Linked DNA regions of Homo sapiens: region 1 is linked to region 2. Evidence: chromatin loops called from intact Hi-C (ENCODE). Cell type or tissue: heart left ventricle. All regions are shown on one strand. Links, peaks and the distances in the headings refer to the core of each region. The heading gives the core; the rest is flanking DNA.

Evidence for each region. Hi-C counts contacts between places; a loop is a spot of excess contacts. Peaks named below come from ENCODE experiments on the same cell type or tissue, not always from the same donor. Only the 100,000 strongest peaks of a DNase experiment are listed, where the experiment ranks them.
Region 1: it touches region 2 in a loop (2.4-fold over the local background); 28 of 110 quality-filtered maps call a loop at or near these places.

The regions. Positions count from the first base shown.
Region 1 is chr7:5,638,294-5,646,624 of GRCh38, reverse strand. RNF216 (ring finger protein 216) reads left to right here. Exons shown (of 17, transcript NM_207111.4): 15 at 5,249-5,471. Among named protein-coding and RNA genes, the nearest start is that of RNF216-IT1, 38 kb to the left of the region's middle. RefSeq lists an enhancer at 6,400-7,264. In heart left ventricle, for the core only: no CTCF peak of the experiment used is centred there; a DNase peak (open chromatin) is centred at 3,184; H3K27ac peaks cover 438 bases.
Region 2 is chr7:5,577,614-5,585,944 of GRCh38, reverse strand. No RefSeq gene overlaps it. Among named protein-coding and RNA genes, the nearest start is that of FSCN1, 11 kb to the left of the region's middle. RefSeq lists a silencer at 1,574-1,663 and an enhancer at 3,055-3,214. In heart left ventricle, for the core only: no CTCF peak of the experiment used is centred there; a DNase peak (open chromatin) is centred at 4,718; H3K27ac peaks cover 701 bases.

The DNA.
Region 1 (8,331 bases), core at 59-8,058, 61 kb before region 2:
GCCTCCCAGGTTCAAGCGATTCTCCTGCCTCAGCCTCCTGAGTGGCTGGGACTACAGTTGTGTGCCACCACACCCAGCTAATTTTTTGTATTTTTAGCATAGATGGGGTTTCACCGTGTTAGCCAGGATAGTCTCGATCTCCGGACCTCATTATCTGCCCGCCTCTGCCTCCCAAGGTGCTGGGATTACAGGTGTGAGCCACGGCACCTGGCCCCCTTTTTTTTTCCTTTTGTTTTGTTTTGTTTTGTTTTGGGATGGAGTCTCGCCTTGTCACCCCGTCTGGAGTGCAGTGGCAATGATGCGATCTCAGCTCACTGCAACCTCCACCTCTGGGCCCAAGCGATTCTCATGCCTCAGCCTCACGAGTTGCTGGGACTACAAGCATGCACCACCATGCCCGGCTAATTTACAAAAATAATTTTTAAAAGTCACTAAACAATCTCAAACCATACAAAAAGCAACCTGATTTCTAGACTCTTCTCAGTATAATATTCAAAACACCCAGTTTTCAACAATAATTTATAAAGCAAACAGGAAAGTATGGCCCATTCACAGGGAAAAAAGTAGTTGATAGAAACCATCTCTGAGGACACATTGGGCATACTAAACAAATGCTTTGAATCAGCTGTCTTAAATATGCTCAGAAAGCCAGGTGAAACCATGGGCAAAGAACTAAAGGAAACCAGGAGCACAGTGTATGAACAAGTAGAGAGTATAGATAGAAATTAAGAAACCAGCCAGGCGCAGTGGCTCACGCCTGTAATCCCAGCACTTTGGGAGGCTGACGTGGGCGGATCACTTGAGGTCAGGAGTTCAAGACCAGCCTGGCCAACATGGTGAAACCTTTCTCTACTAAAAACACAAAAATTAGCTGGATGTGGTGGCGGGCGCCTGTAGTCCCAGCTACTTGGAAGGCTGAAGCAGGAGAATCATTTGAACCCGGCAGATGGAGGTTGCAGTGAGCTGAGACTGCACCACTGCACACCAGCGTGGGGACAGAGCAAGACTCTGTTGCAAAAAAAAAAAAGAAAAATTAAGAAACCAACAGAAATTCTGTACCCCAAAATTACAATAGCTGAGATGAAAAATACACTAGAAGAATTCAATAGCAGATTTGAGCAGGCAGAAGAATCAGAGATCTTGAAGATACGGCTGTTGAAATTATGCAGTTGGAGGAGGAGCAGAAAGAAAAATGAATGAAGAAAAGTGAATAGAGCCTAAGGGACCTGTAGAACATCATCTGATGTACCAATATTCACATTAAGGGGAAGCCCAAAGAAGAGCAGAGAGCAAAATGAACAGAAAGAATATTGAAGAAATAATGGCTGAAAACTTCCCAAATCTGATGAAGAACAAGAGTCTATACATCCAAGAAGCTGAATGAATTCCAAGTAGGATGAACTCAAAGAAGTCCACACCACGACACATCAGAGTCAAACTGTTCAAGACCAAAGACATAGAAAATCTTGAAAGCAGTAAGAGAACAGCCTAATCAGAAAATAGGCAAACAGGCGGGGCACGGTGGCTCATGCCTGTAATCCCAGTACTTTGGGAGGCTGAGGCAGGTGGATCACGAGATCAGGAGTTCGAGATGACCCTGGCCAATATGATGAAACGCCTAAAAATGCAAAAATTAGCCAGGCGTGGTGGCACGTGCCTGTAGTCCCAGCTGCTCAGGAGGCTAAGGCTGGAGAATCTCTTGAACCCAGGAGGTGGAGGTTGCAGTGAGCCAAGATCACACCACTGCACTCCAGCCTGGGCAACAGAGCAAGACTCCGTTTCAAAAAAAAAAAAAAAGAAAAAAAGAAAATAGGCAAACAGCCAGGCACAGTGGCTCATGCATGTAATCCCAACACTTTGAGAGGCCAAGGTCGGGCAGATAGCTTAAGCCCAGGAGTTTAAGACCAGCCTGGACAACATGGTGAAACCCAGTCTCTACAAAAAATTTAAAAATTAACTGGGCATGGTGGTGTAAGCCTGTATTTCCAGCTACTCAGGAGGCTGAGGTGGGAAATCACTTGAGCCCAGGAGGCGGAAGTTGCAGTGAGCTGATATTACACTACTGCACTCCAGCCTGGATGACAGAGTGAGACTCTGTCTCAAAAAAAAAAAATGGGCAAACAATATCAATTGATATTTCTCCAGAAAGATGTACAAATGACCAACAAGCACATGAAAGCATGCTGAACGTCATTAGTCATTACAGAAATACAAATCAGAACTATAATAAGATACCGCTTCACACCTATTAGGATGACTATAATGAAAGCGATGGAAAATAACAAGTCTTGACAGAGATATAGAAAAAATGACACCAGTATACATTGAGGTGGGAATAGAAATAGTGTAGCCGCCATAGTTAACAGTTGGCTTTCCCCAATAAGTTAAACATAGAATTACCATATGACCCAGCAGTTCCGCTCTCAGGTACTCACCCAACATAAGTGAAAACAAGTGTCCATATAAAACTTGTGCAAGAATGTTCATTTAACCACAATTCACACCAGCCAAAAAGCAAAAAAAACTCAATCCATCAACTCATGAATAAACTAATATGATATATTCATACAATGGAATATTATCCAACCATAAAAAGGAATGAAGTATCGATACATGCTACAACATAGGTGAACCTAGAAAACAACACACTAAGTGAAAAAAGGCACAAAAACACACGTGTGATTTCCATTCCTATGAAATATCAGAGGCATATGGGCATTTGCCTAGCCTCAGAATGGCAATCTGTAGAGCCCAAAAGCACGCTGTGGGTTGCAGGGCAAGGAGGAATGGGGAATGCCTGCTTAGTGGGTACAGGGTTTCCTTTTGGGGTTATAAAAGTCTCTTGGAACTAGATAGTGATGTTGATTGTATAACATCGTGAATACTCAAAATATCCCTGAATTGTATACGTTAGAGTGGTTTAAAAAGTCAATTTTATGTGCATTTTACCACAGCAAAAGAATGCATACACACATGCATCTTCACGCTCACAAAGGGGACGGGCTGAGATCTGAAGGGCATGGCTTATGCCACCATCAGAATATGGCTCCCAGAGAGGAGTTACCCACACACTGGCTGGTGGTGAGCACAGATAACTACAGGAGTCTGGGCTGTCGCTGGCTGCATAGAAGAGGCCCTGAGCCTTCCTGTGTGAGCGCAAGGTCAGCAACCACAGTCACAGCTCCGGCTTCTCTTCCTGTCCTGCCCCGGGAGCACATCCTGCGGGGCTGTGTTTCCTGCCTGGTTGAGAATCTAGTTGCCAAACCACCTTTCCTCTGAAGGAATCAACCATGATTTTTCCCCATTTTTCACTTTTATATTACTGGCTAGGTAGTCACCACATCCCATAATAAAACTCCATTCTGGCCCTATCCAGTACTACTCTTACAAATGCAGAAGCAAAGGACTTGAGTGGACATTTGTGCAATATTGAATAGCTGTTTAACATTTCAGCAATATTGAATAGCTGTTTAACATTTCAGCAATGTTGAGTTGCAGGCATGCTTTATGTATTCCTCTGTCCATTTTAGGAGAGCCTTTTTTTCTCCCTCCATACCCATTATTATTTCATGTCAGTGCCAGACAGATCGGATGAGCAAGCAAATAGACCCTCTTTCCAAGCCTTCATGAAAAGACTGTAACCTTAATTCTTTACAGCCTCTTCTCTCCTTGAGCAGCTTCCCAGGGAAAGTCAGCCAGCCCCAGGCAACTGGAGTGCCACACCTTAAAGCCGCACCTCAGCCTCAGGGTGCTCTTACAGAGAAGGTTTGTGCTGTAGAAAATTGCAGTTGTGTTTGGGCACATAGCTTTTCAAATTGAAAAGTTTTTCATTAGAACCTTGAGTCTAGCTGGGCGCAGTGGCTCACGCTTGTAATCTCAGCACTTTGGGAGGCTGAGGCAGGCGGATCACTTGAGGTTAGGAGTTTGAGACCAGCCTGGCCAACATGGTGAAACCTCATCTCTACTAAAAATACAAAAAATGGCCGGGCATGAAAGCCAGGTGTGGTGATGTGGTGGCACACACCTGTGATGCCAGCTACTTGGGAAGCTGAGACATGTGAACCGTTTGAACCCAGGAAATGGAGGTTGCAGTGAGTCTCAAAAAAAATAGGCCAGGCACAGTGGCTCACACTTGTAATCCCAGCACTTTTGGGAGGCCGAGGCAGGTGGATCACCTGAGGTCGGGAGTTCCAGACCAGCCTGGCCAACATGGTGAAACCCCATTTCTACTAAAAATACAAAACTTAGCTGGGCATGGTGGTGGGCGCCTGTAATCCCAGCTACTTGGGAGACTGAAGTGGGAGAATCTCTTGAACCCGGGGAGGCGGAGGTTGCAGTGAGCTGAGATGGAGCCACTGTGCCCCAGGCTAGGTGACAGAGCAAGACTCTGTCTCAAAAAAAAAAAAACAAAACAGAACCTTGAGTTGTAGAACGTTGAGTAGTGTCTTCACAGTTGCTGAGTAACTAAAATCATAAACGGATGTACTACAGAGGTGACTCATTAAGGTAATAGTACTAAATGCACTTTATCTAAACCTCATCTCCTTGACAATGTTTTCTTTCTTTCTTTTTTTTTTTCTTTTTTTTTTTTTAAGATAGAGTCTCACTCTGTTACATAGGCTGGGGTGCAGTGACACGGTCTCAGCTCACTGCAGCCTTCACCTCCCGGGTTTAAGCGATTCTCCTGCCTCAACCTCCCAAGTAGCTGGGATTACAGGTGTGCACTACCACGCCTGGCAAATTTTTGTATTTTTAGTAGAGACAGTTTCACCATGTTGGTCAGGCTGGTCTCAAACTCCTGAGCTCAAATGATCTTCCTGCTTTGGCCTCTCAAAGTTCTGGGATTACAGGCGTGCACCACCATGCTCAGCCTGTTCTCTCCATTTTAAGCCTACAGGGATTCCTATAACAAATAGAGCAGTCCTTTTCTAAATGCTGAGTACTGGGCACTATGCCAGGGTACTTTATATTTTGTCTGTAATTCTCAAAACACCATGAGAAAGTTGTGTTTTCACAGTTTAAAAATGAGGAAACTGAGTCTCCAGGCAGGTGAGTAATTTACTGAAGGTCATACAATTAAAACTTTGAAGCAGTTCTCAGACTCCAAAACCTAGGCTCTTTTCACTGTTTAATGTCACAAAAAAGCCATAAGTGATCATTTTATGTGAAAATAAATAAATGCTTAATGGCCATATTTTTTTCCTCCTCATCTTCCCTCCCAGCTCCAAATTATGTTTTCTTATTTCAGTGAAGAAAAAATGACTGCTGCCCGCATTAGAAAATGCCACAAGTGTGGGACTGGCCTCATCAAATCTGAAGGCTGCAACCGCATGTCTTGCCGCTGTGGTGCCCAGATGTGCTACCTCTGTCGAGTTTCTATTAATGGATATGACCATTTCTGCCAACATCCCCGCTCACCAGGAGCCCCTTGCCAGGAGTGTTCAAGATGCTCTCTCTGGACCGATCCCACTGTAAGTAGACACATGGCTGCCTATTGCTTTATAGGGAGAAAATAGAAATATATTTTTATGACAAATATTTTGAATATACGTAACAAAATTTGACTTAGGAGAAGAATATAGGAAATTACATAGACTGATAACCAAAGAAAAAATTTGAGAAACTAATTATCAGCTACTCCTCATGCTGCTCAAAGCAGCATGCCCTAACAGTTTTATAGGCAAATTCTTTTAATTCTTCAGGAAATAAAACTCTGTGCCCTCTGAAATATTCCAGAGCAAAGTAAGGAAACTTACACATGTATCTGTTCAAAGCCAGCATAACGCTGATTCCAAAGCCTGACGGAGATAGCCCTAACAAAGAAAACTACAGATTTTCTTATGAGACTCACTTATAATCTAGATTTTAAATTATGTAAATAAAATATTAGCAAATAGAAAGCATGACCAAGTGAGTTTGTTCTAGAAATGCAATGATGGTTTAATATTAACAATTCTATTAACGTAAATCATTATATGGTATCTGTAGATGGTGAGAAGACATTTAAGAAATCAAATCAAATATTTCTTCTTGATTTAAGCTTTAAAAATACAGTATTTTAGAGGAGGAGCAAGGCTGGCAAGGAAATTAAACACATAGGGTCTGTTTGGGGATCGGAAAGAAAGCAGGTGAGGTTTGCAGGTGGAGAGAGCCACAGGGAGGTGACAGCGATTGGCCCAGGGGCCGGCCTCAGATCTGGAGTGTGATGAGAGCCATTTCAGGGCATTGTAGGGGCTATGTTTCCCAGGTCACACTAGCTACTACGCTGGGGAGAGAGAGGACAGCATGAAGGGAATGACTTTTATAATCTTGGAGAAGATAAGGTTTTTCTTGCATTACATCAAGGCCAGACTAAAAAATAATAAATTCTCACTGGCAAATGACATCATAAACAAAGATTAGGGATACATGAAAAACTGGGGGAGAGGGTCAGGCACAGTAGCTCACGCCTGTGATGCCAGCACTTTTGAAGGCCAAGGTGGGCGGATCGCTGGAGCCGAGGAGTTCAAGACAAGCCTGGTTAACATAGTGAGACCCCCATCTCATTAAAAAAAAAAAAAAAAATTGGCCGGGCGCGGTGGCTCACGCCTGTAATCCCAGCACTTTGGGAGGCTGAGGCGGGTGGATCACAAGGTCAGGAGATCGAGACCATCCTGGCTAACATGGCGAAACCCCGTCTCTACTAAAAATACAAAAAATTAGCCGGGCGTGGTGGCAGGCGCCTGTAGTCCCAGCTACTCAGGAGGTTGAGGCAGGAGAATGGCGTGAACCCAGGAGGCAGAGCTTGCAGTGAGCTGAGATCATGCCACTGCACTCCAGCCTGGGCGACAGAGCGAGACTCCGTCTCAAAAAAAAAAAAAATTAAGGCTAGGCACGGTGTCACATGCCTATAATCCTAGCACTTTGGGAAACCAAGGCGGGTGGATCACCTGAGGTCAGGAGTTCAAGACCAGCCTGACCAATATGGTGAAACCTGTCTCTAATAAAAATATAAATATTAGCCGGGCATGGTGTTGGATGCCTGTAATACCAGCTACTCAGGAGACTGAGAAAGAATTGCTTGAACCCAGGAGGCGGAGGTTGCAGTGAGCTGAGATCGTGCCACTATACTCCAGCCTGGGTGACAATGTGAGACTCTGTCTCAAAAAAAAAAATGTGGAGCCATGTGTGGTGGCTCATGGGTGTAATCCCGGCACTTTGGGTTCTCAAAAAAAAAGGAAAACAGAAGTGTGTTTCTCCTCTATGTGTAAGTACAGAGATGAACAGCCCAGGGGTGGGCTAGCAGCTCTTATCTGGGATCCAGTTGCTTCCAGCATTCTACTCTGCCACCCCTAGATCATAGCCAAGGATCACATGAGGTCATTGTCTGAAAAGGAGCTCTGGCTGATAAATCCACATTCCAAGCAGCAAAGGGGCTGCAGTGAGGCTAAAGAGCCTGCTTCCCTATCTCTTAAGGAATGTTAGGCTTCCAGAAGCTGCAACAGGTCACTTCTGCTTCAGTCCCATCAGCCAGAACTTAATGACATTCTTCCTCAACTGCAAGTGAGACGGGAAGAAGTAGCCATCACAGACCCAGCCAGAATGTCTGTGGAGGAAGATGTTATACTGAGGAGTCTCCCTATGGTCTATTCACCTCAACTCAAAAATGGACAGAGGAAGTTTAAAAAAATTATAAGTAGGGAAAAAAGCTGCTTGCTGGCCAGGTGCAGTGGCTCATGTCTGTAAGCTTTGGGAGGTCAAGGCAGGAGCATCACTTGCATCCTGGAGTTTAAGAACAGCCTGGGCAACATAGTGAGACCCCCATCTTTACAAAATATCAAAAATTAGCCAGATGTGGTGCTCACCTGTAGTCATAGCTACTTGGGAGGCTGAGGCAGGAGGATCATTTGAGCCTGGGAGGTCAAGGCTGCAGTGAGCCATGTTCTTGCCACTGCACTGTAGCCTGGGTGACAGAGCAAGACCCTGTCTCCCCCCCAAAAAAAAAAAAAAAATGCTTGCTTTTCTACCTGGCCACAATCTGTTGGAGTTGGCTAACAGCCACCCCTAATAATCAAATAAATGGAAATGAAAATAGTACCTGGCTGCTGGTAGGTAGTTTTCAGATTTGTTGGCATCTGCTACACTGTAATTGGGCATAGTGGGCAGTTACTGTGTACAGATCCGAAGATGTAGTGCGTGTACTTGATCTGGGAGTTCCTCTTAATTAGAAAAGGTTATCCGCAGGAGACAGTTGGACAAGTTCACAAAGTTCTGTCTGCAACACTGTTCACTGAGTTGTTTAAAGTTGTACAAATTTAGAAACACCATTTAAATATCCCAAAAAACAGGAGA
Region 2 (8,331 bases), core at 6-8,005:
ACACTTCTCCCGTGGCTCCCCAGTGCCCCAAGAGGGCCCAAAGCCCTGAAGGCTCTGGGCTCCTGGGGGGCCTCTGCCCATCTCTCCTGCCACCCTCCCTTCTCTTCTCCCCGCCAGTCCACCTCTCCAACCTCGATGCCATTGCACCTGCTGTGCCTGTTGCCTGCCCAACAAAGCTGCCTGCCAAAGCCCTGCTCATCCCAAAGACTCTGGCTCAGACATCACCCACCTCCTCTGGGGTGGCGCCTGCCTCCACGCTTGTAATCCCAGCTCCCGGCCCCTTCCGTGAGCACCCCCAGATGGGAGCTTGGCACTTTCACCAGGTTTGGGTGTCCCAGGGCTTGGGGCAGGCATCTGGCCCAGCGCCGTCCAATAGAACATTCTGCAATAATGGAAATGTTCTTTTTTCTTTATTTGATTTTTTTTGAGACAGAGTCTCCCTCTGTTGCCCAGGCTGAAATGCAGTGGTGCGATCACAGCTCACTGCAACCTCCGCCTCCCAGGCTCAAGCGATTCTCCCACCTCAGCCTCCCGAGTAGCTGGGACCACAAGTGTGCACCACCGAGCCCAGCTAATTTAAAAAAAAAATGTTTTTGTAGAAACTGGGTTCTTGCCATGTGGCCTATGCTGGTCTCAAACTCCTGGCCTCAAGTGATCCTCCCACCTCAATCTCCCAAAGTGCTGGGACTTACAGGTGTGAGCCACTGTGCCTGGCCTGGAAATGTTCTTTTTTTTTTTTTTCTTTTTGAGATGGAGTTTCGCTCTTGTCCCCCAGACATGAACAACCGCGCCAGCCCTGGAAAGGTTCTATAAGCTTCTCTGCCCGTTAACAAGAGCTGTCCTTGACACATGTGGCTTTTGAGCAATAGTGAGAAACAAACAAAAAAACCCTTTGCCCTTTGATGTGAGAAATGCCAGCCCCCTTAAATTATCAGGCCCAGAAAGGCATTTAAAATGTAACAGCAGTCAATGAAACAAGTCATACCAAAAAGCCACATTGCTCTCTCCTAAGCCCCAACCCCACTCCATTCCTGTGGCCAGTGGTCCAAACAGAAAATAACTGGAGAAGACAAGGAGGTCAAAGGATCAGGGAACTAAGCATTATGTGAGTTCACCAGCAAGATGTATAGAATGCTGGTGTTTACATTGCTTTTATGGAACTAGCAGAATAAAAATGATTAAAAAAAAAAAAGTAACAGCAGTTAAAAGGCCGGGCGTGGTGGCTCATGCCTGTAATCCTAGCACCTTGAGAGGCCGAGGCCGGTGGATGACAAGGTCAGGAGTTCGAGACCATCCTGGCTAACATAGTGAAACCCTGTCTCTACTAAAAATACAAAAATTAGCCGGGCTTGGTGGCACACGCCTGTAATCCCAGCTACTCGGGAGGCTGAGGCAGGAGAATCACTTGAACCTGGGAGACAGAGGTTGCAGTGAGCCGAGATCGCGCCATTGCACTCCAGCTTGGGCAACAAGAGTGAAACTCCGTCTCAAAAAAAAAAAAAAGTAACAGCAGTCACATCTCACTTTCTATTGAGCTAAATAATTACGTCCTGAAGCTACTTGCTACATGGACTCTGGGCTCTGGACCAGCTAATGCCCAAGTGGCCACAGACGCCATCCACCCTGTGGGTCTGTCTACAACATATAACCAATCACTAGCCAAAGTTATTTCTGTAAGCCAATGAGAATTCCGAATGAACAGAGCTTGTAATTGTCTCCTGTCCTGATTCGTCCTTTTCTTCTTTAAAAAGTTGAGCCTCCACTCCTGTTATCGCAGCACTTTGGGAGGCCAAGGTGGGCGGATCACCTGAGGACAGGAGTTTGAGATCAGCCTGGCCAACATGGTGAAACCCCGTCTCTACTAAAAGTACAAAAATTAGCTGGGCGTGAGCCACTGCGCCTGGCCTCTTTTCTTTTTTTGGTGGGGTCTTGCTCTGTCACCCAGGCTGGAGTGCAGTGGCGTGAATTTGGCTTACTGCAACCTCTGCCTCCTAGACTCTGTAGCAGGATGAGCCGCAGACAAAACTCAGACACCGAGTTAAAGAAGGAAGGGGTTTATTTGGCCAGGGGCATCAGCAAGACTCCTGTCTCAAGAGCCAAGCTCCCCGAGTGAGCAATTCCTGTCCCTTTTAAGGGCTCACAACTCTAAGGGGGTGCACGTGAGAGGGTCGTGATTGAGCAAGCAGGGGGTACGTGACTGGGGGCTGCATGCACCGGTAATTAGATCAGAACAAAACCAGATAGGGATTTTCACAGTGCATTTCTATACAATGTCTGTAGTCTATAGATAACATCACCGATTAGATCAGGGGTCGATCTTTAACTACGAGGCCCAGGGTGTGGCGCTGGGCTGTCTGCCTGTGGTTTTCATTTCTGCCTTTTAGTTTTTACTTTTTCTTTCTTTGGAGGCAGAAATTGGGCATAAGACAATATGAGGGGTGGTCTCCTCCCTTAACTCAAGTGATCCTTCCACCTCAACCTCCTAAGTAGCTGGGACTAAAGGAATGCAACACCATGCCCAGATAGGTTTTTGTATTTTTTTGTAAAGACAAGGTCTCACCATGTTGTCCAACCTGGTCTCAAACTCCTGGCTGTAAGCAATCCTCCCACCTCAGCCTCCCAAAGTGCTGGGATTACAGGTATGAGCCACCACACCTGGCCCACTTTTTTTCTTTTTCTTTCTTTCTTTTCTTTTTTTTTTTTTTTTTTTTTTTGAGACAAAGTCTCACTCTGTCACCCAGGCTGGAGTGCAGTGGCATGACCTCGGCTCACTGCAACCTCCACCTCCCAGGTTCAAGCGATTCTTCTGCCTCAGCCTCCTGAGTAGCTGGGACTACAGATGTGTGCCACCAAGCCCAGCTAATTTTTGTATTTTTAGTAGAGATGGGGTTTCACCATGTTGGCCAGGCTGGTTTCGAACTCCTGACCTCATGATCTGCCCACTCAGCCTCCCAAAATGCTGGGATTACAGGTGTGAGCCACCACGCCTGGCCCACTTTTTCTAATTCATACATGGGCACTGTCGGGGCAGTGGAGTCTCACCTCACCCCTATTTCCCTGGGCCATTCCCAGACCCCTTCGGGAACTCCCTCTTGCAGTCATGGTAGCTTCAAATGCAAGAAAGAGAAAACTCTAACTCAACTGGCTAACCAGCAAGATGTTTCATTATAGCAAGAAACAAGAAGCCCCAAAGAGGGGAGTTTCCAGGGTTGGTTCACTGTAACAGAGCTGGAAAGGACCCTGGAACTTCCCCCACTTCTCACTCTGCCTTCCCTGTCAGGTGAACTCTGCCTTCAGGCTCAGGTCCTCAGAATCTCAAGGCAGCTGCCAGGGCTCCAGACATCACATCTCCCCAGCACTATCTAAAACAGACTTTTGAGAAATTATGAACCTTCTCACAGTATCAAGTTTTTAAATGCACAAGATAAAATGCATATGAATATAAAGAAAGCCAGTTATGACCAGGTGTGGTCGTGGTCGATCTCAGCACTTTGGGAGGCCAAAATGGACAGATTGAATGAGTCTAGGAGTTCAAGACAAGGCTGGGCAACATAGCAAGACCCTGTCTCTGCAAAAAGTAATTGCCTCAGCCAGGCATGGTGGCTCATGCCTGTAATCCCAGCACTTTGGGAGACCAAGGCCAGCGGATTATCTGAGATCAGGAGTTCGAGACCAACATGGTGAAACCCCATCTCTACTTAAAAAAATACAAAAATTAGCTGGGCGTGGTGGTGGGCGCCTGTAATCCCAGCTACTTGGGCAGCTGAGGCAGAAGAATCACTTGAACCCAGGAGGCGGAGGTTTCAGTGAGCCAAGATTTTGCAACTGCATTCCAGCCTGGGTGACAGAGCAAGACTCCATCTCAAAAGAAAAAAAAAGAGTATTATGATTTTTTTTTTTTTTTTGAGACAGAGTTTCGCTCTTGTCGCCCCAGGCTGGAGTGCAATGGTGCGATCTCGGCTCACTACAACCTCCACTTCCCAGGCTCAAGTGATTCTCCTACCTCAGCCTCCCAAGTAGCTGGGATTACAGGCACATGCCACCATGCTCGGCTAATTTTTGTATTATTAGTAGAGACCAGGTTTCACCATGTTGCCCAGGCTGGTCTCGAACTCCTGACCTCAGGCGATCCGCCCGCCTCGGCCTCTCCCAAAGTGCTGGGATTACAGGCGTGAGCCACCATGCCTGGCCTAGAGTATTAATTTTTTAAAAAATCGCCTCAACTTCCCAGGTTCAAGTGATTCTCCCACCTCATCCTCCCGACTAGGTGGGACTACAGGCATGCACCACCACACCGGGCTAAATTTTGTATTTTTGGTAGAGACGGGGTCTCACCATGTTGCCCAGGCTGGTCTCGAACCCCTGAGCTCACCTGATCCTCCCACCTCAGCCTCCCAAAGTGCTGGGGTTAAAGGAATGAGCTACCATGCCGGGTCATGCTATGCATATTTTACAACAATTAATTTTTTATTTTAAAGCCATGCCTTGTCCTAAAACCATGCCCCTCCCTGCAAGAAGCCGGGGACCTGGTGCCTGCATTAGACCAATTAATGTCTACACTGGCGGCCATGGCGAGACGTCTCCACTAAAACCCCAAACCAGGTTTCTGTTGGAAGGAGGAGGAGGAAGTTAGGGGCGTCTGCTGCTTTTCCCTCACTCCCTCTCCAGGCCACTCCTTGCATCCCTGGCGCCTCCAGGAAATCTCTGGCTTCCTCTCCAGGGCGCTTCCTCTGTGCTTCCCTGGCTGCACTCCGAAGACCTGGGTAGCCCATTAAATTGAAAATCCAGAGCACTGGGTCCCTTCCTCCCTGCAAGGAGGGCTTAATTTCCAAACTTTCCTGGCAGGTGAAGAGAAACATCTGCCTCCGTCCCGGCCCCGCTGGAGTAGCCAGGAAAACAAGACTTTTGTTTCCATAGTGAAACAGCTGGGCCACCCCCATCCTGCCCTGCTGGGATTTTCCAAGGCTTCATATCCATTTCCAGTTTCCAGACTGAAAACCACGTGGGCCCAGGTGCGGGAGACCTGGGTGCTGACCTTGCTGGTGCCCTCGACTTGCTGTGTGCCCTTGGGTAAGTCTCTTGCCCTCTCTGAGCTGTGAGTCAGTGAAGGGGTTGAATGGGATGACCTCTGAGGTGCCTCCCAGCACCAGTGCCTCACTGATGTGGTCACTACAGGCTATAAATCCACCAGCTCCCTAACGATTGACACGATTGACTCCTTTTTTTTTGGAGATGGAGTCTCACTCTGTTCTGTTGCCCAGGTTGCAGTGCAGTGGCACGATCTCGGCTCACTGCAACCTCTGCCTCCCGGGTTCAAGCAATTCTCCTGCCTCAGCCTCCCAAGTAGCTCGAGTACAGGTGCACACCGTGACACTCAGCTTATTTTTTGTATTTTAGCAGAGACAGGGTTTCACCGTGTTGCCCAGGCTGGTCTCGAACTCCTGAGCTCAGGCAATTCACCTGCCTCAGCCTCCCAAAGTGCTGGGATTACAGGCGTGAGCCACCGTGCCCGACTGACTTCTTTTTTTTTTTTTGAGACAGACTCTTGTTCTGTTACCCAGGCTGGAGTGCAGAGGTACAATCTCAGCTCACTGCAACCTCCACCTCCTGGATTCAAGAGATTCTCCTGCCTCAGCCTCCCCAGTAGGTGGGATTACAGACATGCACCACCATGCCCAGCTAATATTTGTGGGTTTTTTTTGTTTGTTTTTTTTTTGAGACAGAGTCTTGCTTCTGTCGCCCAGGCTGGAGCGCAGTGGTGCGATCTCGGCTCACTGCAAGTTCCGCCTCCCGGGTTCACGCCATTTTCCTGCCTCAGCCTCCTGAGTAGCTGGGACTATAGGCACCCGCCACCATGCCCGGCTAATTTTTGTATTTTTAGTAGAGACAGGGTTTCACCATGTTAGCCAGGATGGTCTCGATCTCCTGACCTTGTGATCCGCCCGCCTCGGCCTCCCAAAGTGCTGGGATTACAAGCGTGAGCCACCGCGCCCGGCCATATTTGTGTTTTTAGTAGAGATGGGGTTTCAACATGTTGCCCAGATTGGTCTTGAACTCCTGACCTCAGGTGATCTGCCTTCTTCGGCCTCCCAAAGTGCTGGGACTACAGGCGTGAGCCACTGCACCAGCCTGAAGCTTGACTTATTTTAATCCAGGATCAACCCGTCATGGCCTGGACTAGCCGTCAAGGAACCTCCTGTCCCCCTGCCAGGGCAGAAAGTGTATCGTGGGTGACAAGAGGGAGGCTTTGAATGCAGTTAACACCATCTTCATCCCCCAGAGGCCGGGCCTGAGGTGCCATTCCACACAAAAGGTTCAGGTAGAGGACAGGGACATAGGACAGGGAAGGGACAGATCCCAGAGGGTGCATTATCAAGCCAGTTACCATGAGGAATCCCACTGAACGTTCATTCCGCCAGGGACATGTGGGAGACTCCAGGTGCCGTGCCTCCCAGTCAGCCCATGCTAGGGCCAAAGGATCTGGAGGACTCCTGCCTCAACCCAAGAGCCATTTGTTGACAGCTGCTCCTGGCCACGTGTGTGGGCACGGGGACACTGGAGGTCAGCTGGATCTCCCCAAGAGCTGGAGGATGTTACCTGGGTACAGATAACAGCGGCTGCACGTGTAGACGCTCCCGGTGGGAACTTGGGCTTCCTCGGCTGGAATATGGGCACAGAAAATTTCATTTTTGGCTGGGCATGGTGGCTCACGCCTGTAATCCCGGCACTATGGGCGGCCAAGGCAGATCACTTGAGGCCAGGAGTTCGAGACCAGCCTGGCCAACATGGCGAAGCCCCATCTCTACTAAGAATACAAAAAAATTAGCCGGGTGTGGTGGCGGGCACCTGAAGTCCCAACTACTCCTGAGGCTGAGGCAGGAGAATCGCTTGAACCCAGGAGGTGGAGGTTGTGGCGAGCTGCGATCGCGCCACCGCACTCCAGCCTGGTGACAGAGTGAGACTCCATCTCAAAAAAACAAAAAAAGAAAAGAAAAGAAACAAAGAAACAAAGGCGTTCCTCACTTCCACTGGAGATCAAATGAAACATGGATCCTGCGTACAGAATTTACTGGAGGCCGTCCAGTGACCAGGCCTTGACTTTTATCAAAATTCTCAGACATTCAAGGTTAGACGCTATGGAAGCTAGAGGGAACAACCCTGCTGATAATACTGCTACGAAGGCTGCCGTTAATCAACTCCGTGTAATCAAATCTCTCTTGCGGCCCCACTCAAAGAAACTTCAAAAGATGAACCACAAATAATTACCAAAGATGGGGCACCAGAGGCCAAAAAAGAAAACTGGAAAGATCATGGCTGCTGATGTGACGATAAAAGAGAGCTGTGGTTTGGATCTGATAACAAACCAGTTCTTTGAAATTCAGTGAAATACTCAGTTAACCGCGGAACACAGTTTGACTCATCGGGTAACCAACAAATTGATTTCTTTTATAAGACAATATTGGTGGGCAGCATTTAAAAGCTGCAAAAAAAAATGAAACAAAAAAAGAAGAAAAAAGAAAAAAGCTGCAAAAAATGCTTATTTGACCAGTGGCCCCTGCCCTAAGTTTATTTCAGGAAAACCTGTAAGTACTGATTCTGGCTTGTGTGTGTTGGTGTGTGTGTTTGTGTGTGACTGGGTCTCACTCTGTCACCCGGGCTGGAGTGCAGTGGCACGATCTTGGCTCACTGCAACCTATTTTGGCCAGTTTCACATAATTTCCATTTTAGTTACCATTCTCAATCTTCTGACCTAATAGAGCAAACAGATGGAACTGTAAAAACCCACTTGGCTTTTGGAGGCCGAGGCGGGCAAATAACGAGATCAGGAGTTCGAGACCAGCCTGGTCAAAATGGTGAAACCCCATCTTTACTAAAAATACAAAAATTAACCGGCTGGGTGCGGTGGCTCACGCCTGTAATCCCAGCACTTTGGGATACTGAGGCGGGTGGATCACGAGGTCAGGAGATCAAGACCATCCTGGCTAACACGGTGAAACCCTGTCTCTATTAAAAATACGAAAAATTAGCCGGGCGTGGTGGCGGGTGCCTGTAGTCCCAGCTACTTGGGAGGCTGAGGCAGGAGAATGGCGTGAACCTGGGAGGCGGAGCTTGCAGTGAGCCGAGATCGCGCCACTGCACTCCAGCCTGGGCAACAGAGGAAGACTCCGTCTCAAAATAAAATAAAATAAAATAAAATAAAATAAATAAAAATACAAAAATTAGCCAGGCATGATGGCACGCGCCTGTAGTCCCAGCTACCCGGGAGGCTGAGGCAGGAGAATCACTTTGAATCTGAGAGGCAGAGGTTGCAGTGAGCCAAAATCAAGCCAC